Regions from separate parts of the Homo sapiens genome. Here region 1 is linked to region 2. Evidence: read pairs that join two places in POLR2A ChIA-PET (ENCODE). Cell type or tissue: PC-3. All regions are shown on one strand. Each heading gives the region's core, and the rest is flanking DNA. Links, peaks and the distances in the headings are about the cores only.

Evidence for each region. Peaks named below come from ENCODE experiments on the same cell type or tissue, not always from the same donor. Only the 100,000 strongest peaks of a DNase experiment are listed, where the experiment ranks them.
Region 1: POLR2A ChIA-PET joins it to region 2 with 5 read pairs; 1 of 35 experiments calls an interaction of 5 or more read pairs at or near these places.

What each region holds. Positions count from the first base shown.
Region 1 is chr5:178,119,230-178,123,614 of GRCh38, reverse strand. N4BP3 (NEDD4 binding protein 3) reads right to left here. Exons shown (of 5, transcript NM_015111.2): 2 at 3,702-4,061; 3 at 2,916-3,437; 4 at 2,263-2,517; 5 at 1-2,141. The coding sequence starts at 4,031. The coding sequence ends at 1,614. Among named protein-coding and RNA genes, the nearest start is that of N4BP3, 7.9 kb to the right of the region's middle. RefSeq lists enhancers at 2,088-2,137, 2,158-2,287, 2,468-2,517, 2,628-2,687, 2,025-2,827. In PC-3, for the core only: a CTCF peak has its summit at 2,569 (motif pointing left); a DNase peak (open chromatin) is centred at 2,514; H3K4me3 peaks cover 683 bases.
Region 2 is chr5:178,649,340-178,653,724 of GRCh38, reverse strand. No RefSeq gene overlaps it. Among named protein-coding and RNA genes, the nearest start is that of CLK4, 24 kb to the right of the region's middle. In PC-3, for the core only: no CTCF peak of the experiment used is centred there; a DNase peak (open chromatin) is centred at 2,134; H3K27ac peaks cover 1,601 bases.

The DNA.
Region 1 (4,385 bases), core at 78-4,077, 530 kb after region 2:
GAAAAAGGGGGCCCCCCCAGCTCATGCCTCACACCCGTCCCCTGACATCCATGTGCACTAACTCCACTTCACAACCAGGACCCACCTGTGGGGCCTGAGGGGCTGCCAGGCACGGCCAGGGTAGCCAAAGGGAGTGAGGTGGGGCTCTCTGCAGATAACTTCTCAGAAGTTCCCTGAGCTGCCCTGTCAGGGAAGAGACTGGTGAGCTGACATCAGTGTGCAGGGCCCCCTGCGGCAGGAGCTCATCTAATTCAGCCTGTGCCCCCACACTCACAAGGGCCCAGCACAGCACCTGGCGCCCAGTAAGCACGCAATGCATGGCAGCCCGTCCAACGATGAGCGCGTAAGAAAGCTGAGCTTCCCTCAAAGGAAGGGAGAGACGCCACTCACACAGCCAGACAGAACCTGTGTTCCAGGCCGGGCACCCAGCGGGGGAGCAAAGGCCCAGAGGGCAAGCCAGGCCTCTGAGAGACCAAAGGCAGGTGTGGGTTTTAGGGACCAGCCTTAGCTGAGAGCAGGGATCCGGGAGGACTGACCGTCCTGGAGCCCAGCGCAGGACAGAGGCAAGGTGGGGTGGGGAATGCTTCCTCCTGGGAGAGCTTTCCAGAATGCAAATCAATCATATTTCACCCCTACTTAATAATGCCCTAGAGCCCCGTTGCTGATGGGGAAATGTTCCCATTCCTTGCTGTGGTAAAGGCTCTTTACCAAGAAACCCATAAGCTTGCCCACCTCCTCTCCTGCACCTTCCTACGAACAGGGAATGAGGCAGAGCACTTCTAGGGGCCCCCCACTCCTATGGAGGGAGGGAGGGAGACAGGAGGTGGGTGCGGGGAGGGGCATGGCCTGAGCCTGTGGATACTCCTGGGGCCCAGCCTTCCCACCAAGAAGACATTTCATGTTCTCAAAATGCCTTGGTTGACTTGCCCTTTGTTTTTTTGGCATTCCCTGGTGTTGTTCCTTCTGAAAACTCCACTGGTGCTAAAGAAAGGAATTTCAGCCCACACGGCAGCTAAGGAACCGTGTGGGGCTGAGGCAAGGAGTAGGACTCCTCTGCTCCCAACACACATGCCCAGTGGCCATGCAGACAGGCGCAGGGCACACCCTCCCACTGACCACTGGCCATGGGAGGAGCTACTGCCCAGGTCAACAGCCTCAATCCCGACCATCCATCATCCTCTGGTCACAGGCTCAGCGTATTCTGAGCCTCTGGTAGAAAACATGGTTTTATTCTGGGGGAGGCCAGTGTTCCCACCCCAGCCTCCTTCCCTGGAGGAAGGCCCCAGCCCAGGTCTCCAGCCTCTCTCCCTCTGACCTGCCCTTCGGGACCTTGGGGCTGGTGATCCCCCAGCCTCCTTCTCTGGGCCACATCCACTCCAGGAAGCAGGGCTGGGCCCTGCCTAGGTGCTCCTCTGCCAGGAGGGCCTTGTCCTGGCTCCTGCCAAGGCACCCTACCCAGCCCACGGCCCCACTGGATCCCTCCTCTCCTTGCGCCTCCCCAGCCCCGGGCTGGCCTCTGCAGGTTCCACCCCAACCAGTGCAAGGGAAGGCTGAGCCGGCCGTCTCAGGGCACCTTCTGACAGTGTTGCTGCTGTCAGCTCGCTCTGCTGGCCTCAGATCTTGGAGGACTCGAGCCGGGGACTCCAGGGTGTGGGGGGCTCCCGCAGTGCCCGCAGTTCCTGCTCCAGTGCCTGGTTGCGGCGGTACATGTCCATGTACCCTCCCTGGATCTCCCGCTGGTAGCGCAGCACGCGCTCCTTCTCCTCCTGCCAAGTCCGCCGCTCCTGCTCAAAGCGCAGCGCCTGCTCCTGGCCCCGAAGTCGCTCCTGCAGCAGCTCAGCCCGCAGCTGCTCAGCACTGTCTCTGGCCTCGCTGCCTCCTGCCTCCCCTAGCAGGCCCCTGCTCTTGCAGTCATCAGTCTCACAGCTGCCTGGGGCTTCCTCCCGAGGGGCCTGCTCCTGCAGGCTGCGCACAGCCTCGCGCAGCCGGACCAGCTCTGCGTCCTGAGCCTGGGCTTGTGCCCGGCTGCCCCGAAGTTGTGTCTTCAGACTGAAGATCTCCGCCAGCTTCTGGGCCAGTTCCGCCTGGGCTTCACGCAGCTGCTGCTTCAAGAGGCTAATCTCTGCTGTCTTCTGGCACACCTGGGGGATGGGGAGGACGCAAGCAAAGTAGGGTGTGGGGAGCCGGTTTGGGAGGGGGCAGGCAGAAGAAGGGACCGGCAATGGAGATGGGAGAGTCTCGGAGCCCTGTGTCATCTCTCACCTCCCATCGGGCTTCCTCCTCTGGTCGTGCACTGGGGTCAGCCTCTGGGAGGGTGCCGGGGGCCCGAGGCTCCGGAGCCAGGCCCTGCTGAGCCCGCAGCTCCTTGCGCAGGCGCCGCTGCTCCTGCTGAGCCATAAACAGCTGCAGCTGGAGGTTGCGCTCGCTGCGCTCAGCCTTCTGGGTCACCTCGTGCAGCCGCTCCACATACAGGCGCTTCAGCTCAGCCAGCCACAGCCGCTGGCGCTCCTCCAGCACCTGTCAAGGGGAAGAGATGCATCCACCGTGGCCCTGCCCCCTAGAGGCGACTCAGAGCTCCACCTGATACTCCAGCCACTGATCATATCCTGTGCCCCTACACCACAGGACCCAGCCACACATGCGCTTTAACCCGGGATGCCCTCCAGGGTGAGGTGTCCCCATCACATGGCCCTCCCAGGGAGCCTCTCTCCTTCCCACACAACTCCCAGGCAAGGACCCCCAGTGACATGACATCCCCACCACCTGGGATGCAGAGGAAGGAAGCCAAGCCAGCTCCCCCTTTCTTGCTCTCTTGTGTCCACGGCCACGTGGGTGAACTGGCTGGGGCCCCTCTCTCTGGCCTGTACCCCAGTGCTGAGGCACAGAACAGGACTCCAGGGCAGGGGCTCCCTCACCTGCGTGAAGGGGTTGGAGCCGTCCTCATCGCCAAGGCCCCTCTTGAGCTCCTCACAGGTCTCGGGCAGCACGGCTCCCATTTCCTCGGCAGAGGAGCAGGAGAACTCGTAGGGGGGTGGTGGCTCGGGCAGGCAGCTCAGCACAGCTGGTGGCCCAGCCTCCTTGGGTCCTTGAGAGGCCCGGTCCAGGGAGCCCCCGAGGTGGTTAAGGTGGCCAAGGGAGGAGCTGAAGGGGCTAGGGCCAGTACCAGGACTGCGACCAAAACTACCCCCACTGGAGGAGTCGGACAGGCTGGGCTCGGGCTCAGGGCCGCCCTCATCTAGGCTGAGGGCGTGCAGCAGCTGTGCCCGGGCCTGGCTGGCCCGGGGCCCGGGGCTCAGGGGCGGGTGGCAGGCCAGCGTGTGCAGGCTGCCATTGCTGCGCCACAGCTTCTGGCCTTTGTGGGACGCCAGACTTTGCATGGATAGGAAGCCTTTCCCGTTGCCCGCCGTAGGCTTGAACACTGAGGGGCGAATGCGGCACTGCCAGGAAGAGAGGGCAGAGAGGGCAGGTGTGAGACCTGGGCAGCTGCCTGCTCTACCTCCTGATGCTCTCACAGCCCCTGAGGGATCCTCTTTGAGACCGCGGGGCACGTGCCACCAGGAGGCAGTGAACAAACCTCAGGCCAGCCCATAGCACGATTTTCGTATCTCAGCATGCCCCGTCCCCACCCCATCCCAACATCAGGGTCTCCAAGGAGACCCCACCCTCCCCACACCTTGTAAGGGGCATGGGCAAAGGTGCACCTTGTCAAAGCGACCCCGTTCTGGCAGCGAGGTCTTGCTGAAGTCACCCGCGCGAGAATGTTCCCGGTAGTAGAGGGTGGCATAGTCGGCAGGCTCGTTCCGAGGGGCCCGCTTGGTGTTCTTGGTGCTCTTGCTGTCCTTCTTGGGGAGGTGCAGGTAGCTGAGGAACTCACGCTGGCCCAAGCCCTTCCGGAGGAGCCCATCAGGCTGGCGGGAGCCCCGAGACCCGGCAAGTGCCGCCCGCAGCTCTTCAGGGGAGAAGTCCTGCCGTTCCAACAGGCTGCCCACGCTGCCCATGGCAATGCCAGCAGGGCCTGGGGCTGTGGCCATGAAGTTTCAACAGGGTACAGGCAGCTGCTTCTGGGAATTGGGAGGCTCCATTAGGGGCAGGTGAGCACTGGCTGCCCAACTTCCCTGGGGCCTGAAAACAAGGTACTTGCTCCCTGTAGCTCCCCACAACCTTGCCCAGGCCCAGGTAAGGCAGATGTGGGTCCAAGAGAGAACCCCGGGACAGGATCCCTAGACTGGCAAGAGAAAGAAGTACAAGCCCCAAAGCCACCTGCCCATCTGTCACTTGCTGGACTGAGTCTAAGGAAGAGCAATGGTGCCCCAGCCGAGCACCGAAGGGCCAGCTCCACCTCGGGGCCTGTGTGGGATTCAGAAGTACCGGGAGGGGATAGGCCT
Region 2 (4,385 bases), core at 69-4,068:
ATATTAAAAACGAAATGGCCGGGCGCAGTGGCTCACGCCTGTAATCTCGGAACTTTGGGAGGCCGAGGTGGACGGATCACCTGAGGTCAGGAGTTCGAGACCAGCCTGACCAACATGGAGAAACCCTGTCTCTACTGAAAATACAAATTAGCCAGGCATGGTGGTGCATGCCTGTAATCCCAGCTACTCAGGAGGCTGAGGCAGGAGAATCGCTTGAACCCGGGAGGTGGAGGTCGTCGTGAGCCGAGATTGCACCATTGCACTCCAGCCTGGGCAACAAGGGCAAAACTCTGTCTCAAAAAAAAAAGAAAAGATAAGTGTTGGCGAATATGTGGGAAAACAGAAACTCTGATACATTATTGGCGTGAATGTAAATTGGTACAGCTATTATGGAAAACGGTGTGGAGGTTACTCAAACAATTAAAAATAGAACGATCATATGATCCAGCAATCCTAATTTTGGGTATTTATCCAAAGGAACTGAAATCAGGATCTCAAAGAGACACTGCCCTCCCATGCTCGCTGCAGTGTTATTCACAATAGCCAAGATATGGAAACAACCGACATGTCCATCGACGGAGGAATGGATGAAGAAGCATGGTATGTATATGCAATGGAATGGGGTTCAGTCATAAAAACAGAAGTGACATTCTGCCACTTGTGACAATTTGGCTGAGCCTGGAGGACATCATGCTAACCGAAATAGGCCACATACAGAAAGACAAATACTGCCTGGTTTCAGTGTGATGAGGAACTTGAAATGGTCGAACTCATAGAAGTAGAGAGCAGGACGGTGGTTGCCAAGGGCTGGAGGAGGAGAAATGGAAAGTGATGGTCAAAGGTACAAAATTTTAGTTATGCAAGATAAATAAATTCTAGAGACCTACTACAGCATAGTGCCTATAGCTAACAATACTGTCTTGGATACTTAAAATTCGCTAAGAGGGCAGATCTTCTATTAAGTGCTCTTACCACAAAATAATAATGATAATAAAAAAGGGGGTGGGAGGAAGCTTGGGAAAGTGATGGGCATGTCTATGGCCTTGGTGGTGGTGATGGTTTCACAGGGGTATACTTATGCCTAAATTCATCGAGTTGGATACATTAAATATGTACAGCTCTTTATATGTCAATCATACCTCAATAAAGTGGTCTTAAAGGAACAAATACTTTTTATACTCCGTCTTTAAAATAATAAAAGGGAAAGTCTTATTCTTTTCATAATTATATGGCTCTTGGGAAAGATACAGTAAGCAGGTGTACCCTGCATGGCTGAGAAACTGAGTGGAAGTGTGATTTACTTTTATTTATTTATTTTTTCTAAGATGGAGTCTCACTCTGTTGCCCAGGGTGGAGTGCAGTGGTACAATCTTGGCTCACTGCAACCTCCGCCTTCCGGGTTCAAGCGATTCTCTTGCCTCAGCCTCCCGAGTAGCTAGGATTACAGGCGCATACCACCACGCCTGGCTAGTTTTTTGTATTTGTAGCAGAGACGGGGTTTCACCATGTTGGACAGGCTGCTCTCAAACTCCTGACCTCAAGTGATCCACCCACCTCAGCCTCCCAAAGTGATGGGATTATAGGTGTGAGCCACCCACCTCAGCCTCCCAAAGTGCTAGGATTACAGGCGTGAGCCACCGCCCGGCTGGAAGTGTGATTTATGTGTTTGATTTACTTCCATTGTTCTGTAACCCATTCATTCACTCATGTCTTGCACCCACTTTCATAACATGAGTTTAATAATTTGTAGCAATTGTCCTAAGGCTGAGTATTGGCTTCTATAGAACTCGTTTCCTTTAAGTACCTTGAAAAAGAATAGATGGAATTTGTAAGGCTTTTATGACTCTACATTAGAGGATGTTCAATGACTTATTATATTCCTTAATGGCACATTTTTGAAAAAAAGTTTGTTTTGTTTGCTTGCAAACATTCCTCTTATAGTAGCCTCAAATTAATGTATATTACTTTGTATATGAAAAGCTTCCCATCAAAACACTGAAATGCCACATGACGGTACAGAGGCCCTTACGATTACCTCTCACCTCAGCGGTATTCATGCTGATGACTCATTAACATCAGCATTAATGCTATTCTCTGTGTAAAGCTCATATTTTCATATAATCTGTTCCCAGAGAATCATCACTGTTAGCAAACAACAACGGTGCCAACAATAATAATAAATGAGACTAGTGGGGCTGCCAAAAAGGGCAGAAGATTCATGAGACTGGGATGCCATGGGACTTACAGCATGATGTCAACAGACACAGAAGATGAACTTTATTTATGATGGAAAAATCAAAAGGGATGGTTGTAGAAAGCAGGAATTATGACTGATGTCCCCAGAAGTGCCCCATGGGTACACAGGGGTTGGATGAAGCCCAGCAAGTGCAGTGAGGACTCTGCCAGGCACAGGATGCTCCCTTTGACTCTTGCTGGAGTTTTGATTTATTTCCTCCCCCACTATCTCCCCTCCATCCACCCCCATGACTGTTCTCAAGGATGACTGTGTGTTCACCCACTCACCAGATGCAACTAAATGGCACATGGTCAAAACGCCGATTAACAAAATGTTTGAACATATCTCATTTTTAAGCTGACAGATACCAATAAGGGTACCTGGGGAGGAGTGTATGGTCACAAATCTGTGGGCACACGTGTGTGGTGGACACATGTACATGAGTATACATATGTGCAAGTCTGTTACATCTGCATGTGTGTATTACTCCAGTGAGATACACTTTTGTCAAAAATGACATTACCAGGGGCACAGGGATGCCCTCTAGGACCTTGCTACTAAAATTGTGACCCTTGAACCTGGAGCAGCAGCAGCACACCACCTAGGAGCTTTTCATTTTTTAATTTTTTTACTTTTTAAACTTTTTTTCGTAGAAACAGAGTCTCAGTATGTTGCTCAGGCCAGTCTCAAACTCCTGGGCCCAAAGTGCTGGGATGATGGACGTGAACCACTGCACCCTGCCTTTGGAGCTTTTTAGAATGCAGACTCTCAGGCCCCAACTCATACCTACTGAGCCAGAACCTGGATTAACAAGATCCCTTACGCTTCATGTGTAGATTAAGTGTTGATCTAGAACAATATTTTTCAAAGAGCTTATTCGTGACTCATGAAATCATTTAGCCTGTTGTGACCAGCACTTAAAAGAAAGACAGAGAGAAGGAAATGGAAGAGGAGATAGAGAGGAGAATCAAAGCAAATCAAGAGGCGAGAACACATTGCACACAGAAAGGATCCGTATTGCTTCATGGACGTGTGGTTTCCAAGGTCACCATAGCAGAAGAGGAGAAAAGGAGGCCAAACACTGGCTCTTTATTGCCTCAACCTGAAAGTGATGCACCCACAGGCCATTGGCCAGAACTAGTCATGTGGATTCAGCCTCACTGCAAGGAAAGCTGGGAAATAGAGGCACTCATGGACGTTTGGTGAATACTAACAACTCTTCCACAGCCTGTGTGCTGGTTTTGTCTGTGAGGGCTGCTGTGGGATCACTAGCCAGGGAAGTAGTGCCTGGCACAGTCTGCCCTCATTAAATGTTTAGTGAATGAATAAATGTATATTTCCCATTAATTGAGATAGATGCGGAGATTACAAAAACAAATCTGATGTGGTTCCTGTTTTCGATGAGCTCTCAGGATTCTTCTTTCTTTCCCTCGTGTTTTAGGGGGAAACTGGCCTCTCTCCTCTTCAAAAGCTCCACTTGCCACCTGTGCCTCCCCTAAGAATGTCCTTTGGCCCTGTCTCCATCAACCGTCACTGTCTCCCTGACGACCCCCTTCCTCTCCACTGACAGGTTACCTCCTCTTGCTCTCCAAGCAGCCTCACATCTTCTCAAACCTGAAATAACCTCTCAGCATTGCTTCCCCTTCATCACTTTGCAACTCCCAATCACCCTCAACATACCACACCCAGGATCCTGGCCTCATCACTCGTACTTGATTAAAAATGCTTCCTCAAAGCTACTGGTGACTTCCTAATTTTTTAAACAGCTTCACTGAGCTGTATGTTTCATATACCATACACTTCACCAATGTGAAGTTCACAATTCAATGGTCTCTAGCATGTTTCTCTCACCACAAAAAGGAACCCCACACCCTTTAGCTTTCACTCCCCATACTCCCATCCTCCTCCCCTGACCCTAAACAACCGCTAATCCGCTTTCCTTCACTGTAGATTTCCCTGCTCTGTACTTTCATATGAATGGAATCATACCATGTATGGCCTTTTGTGACTGGCTTCATCCACTCGGCTTAATGTTTTCCAAGTCCATCCATGCTGTGGCATGTGTCAGCACGTCATTCCTTTTTATGGCTGAATAATATTCCACTGTGTGGAAAGACCACATTTTGTTTATCCATTCATCCATTGATGC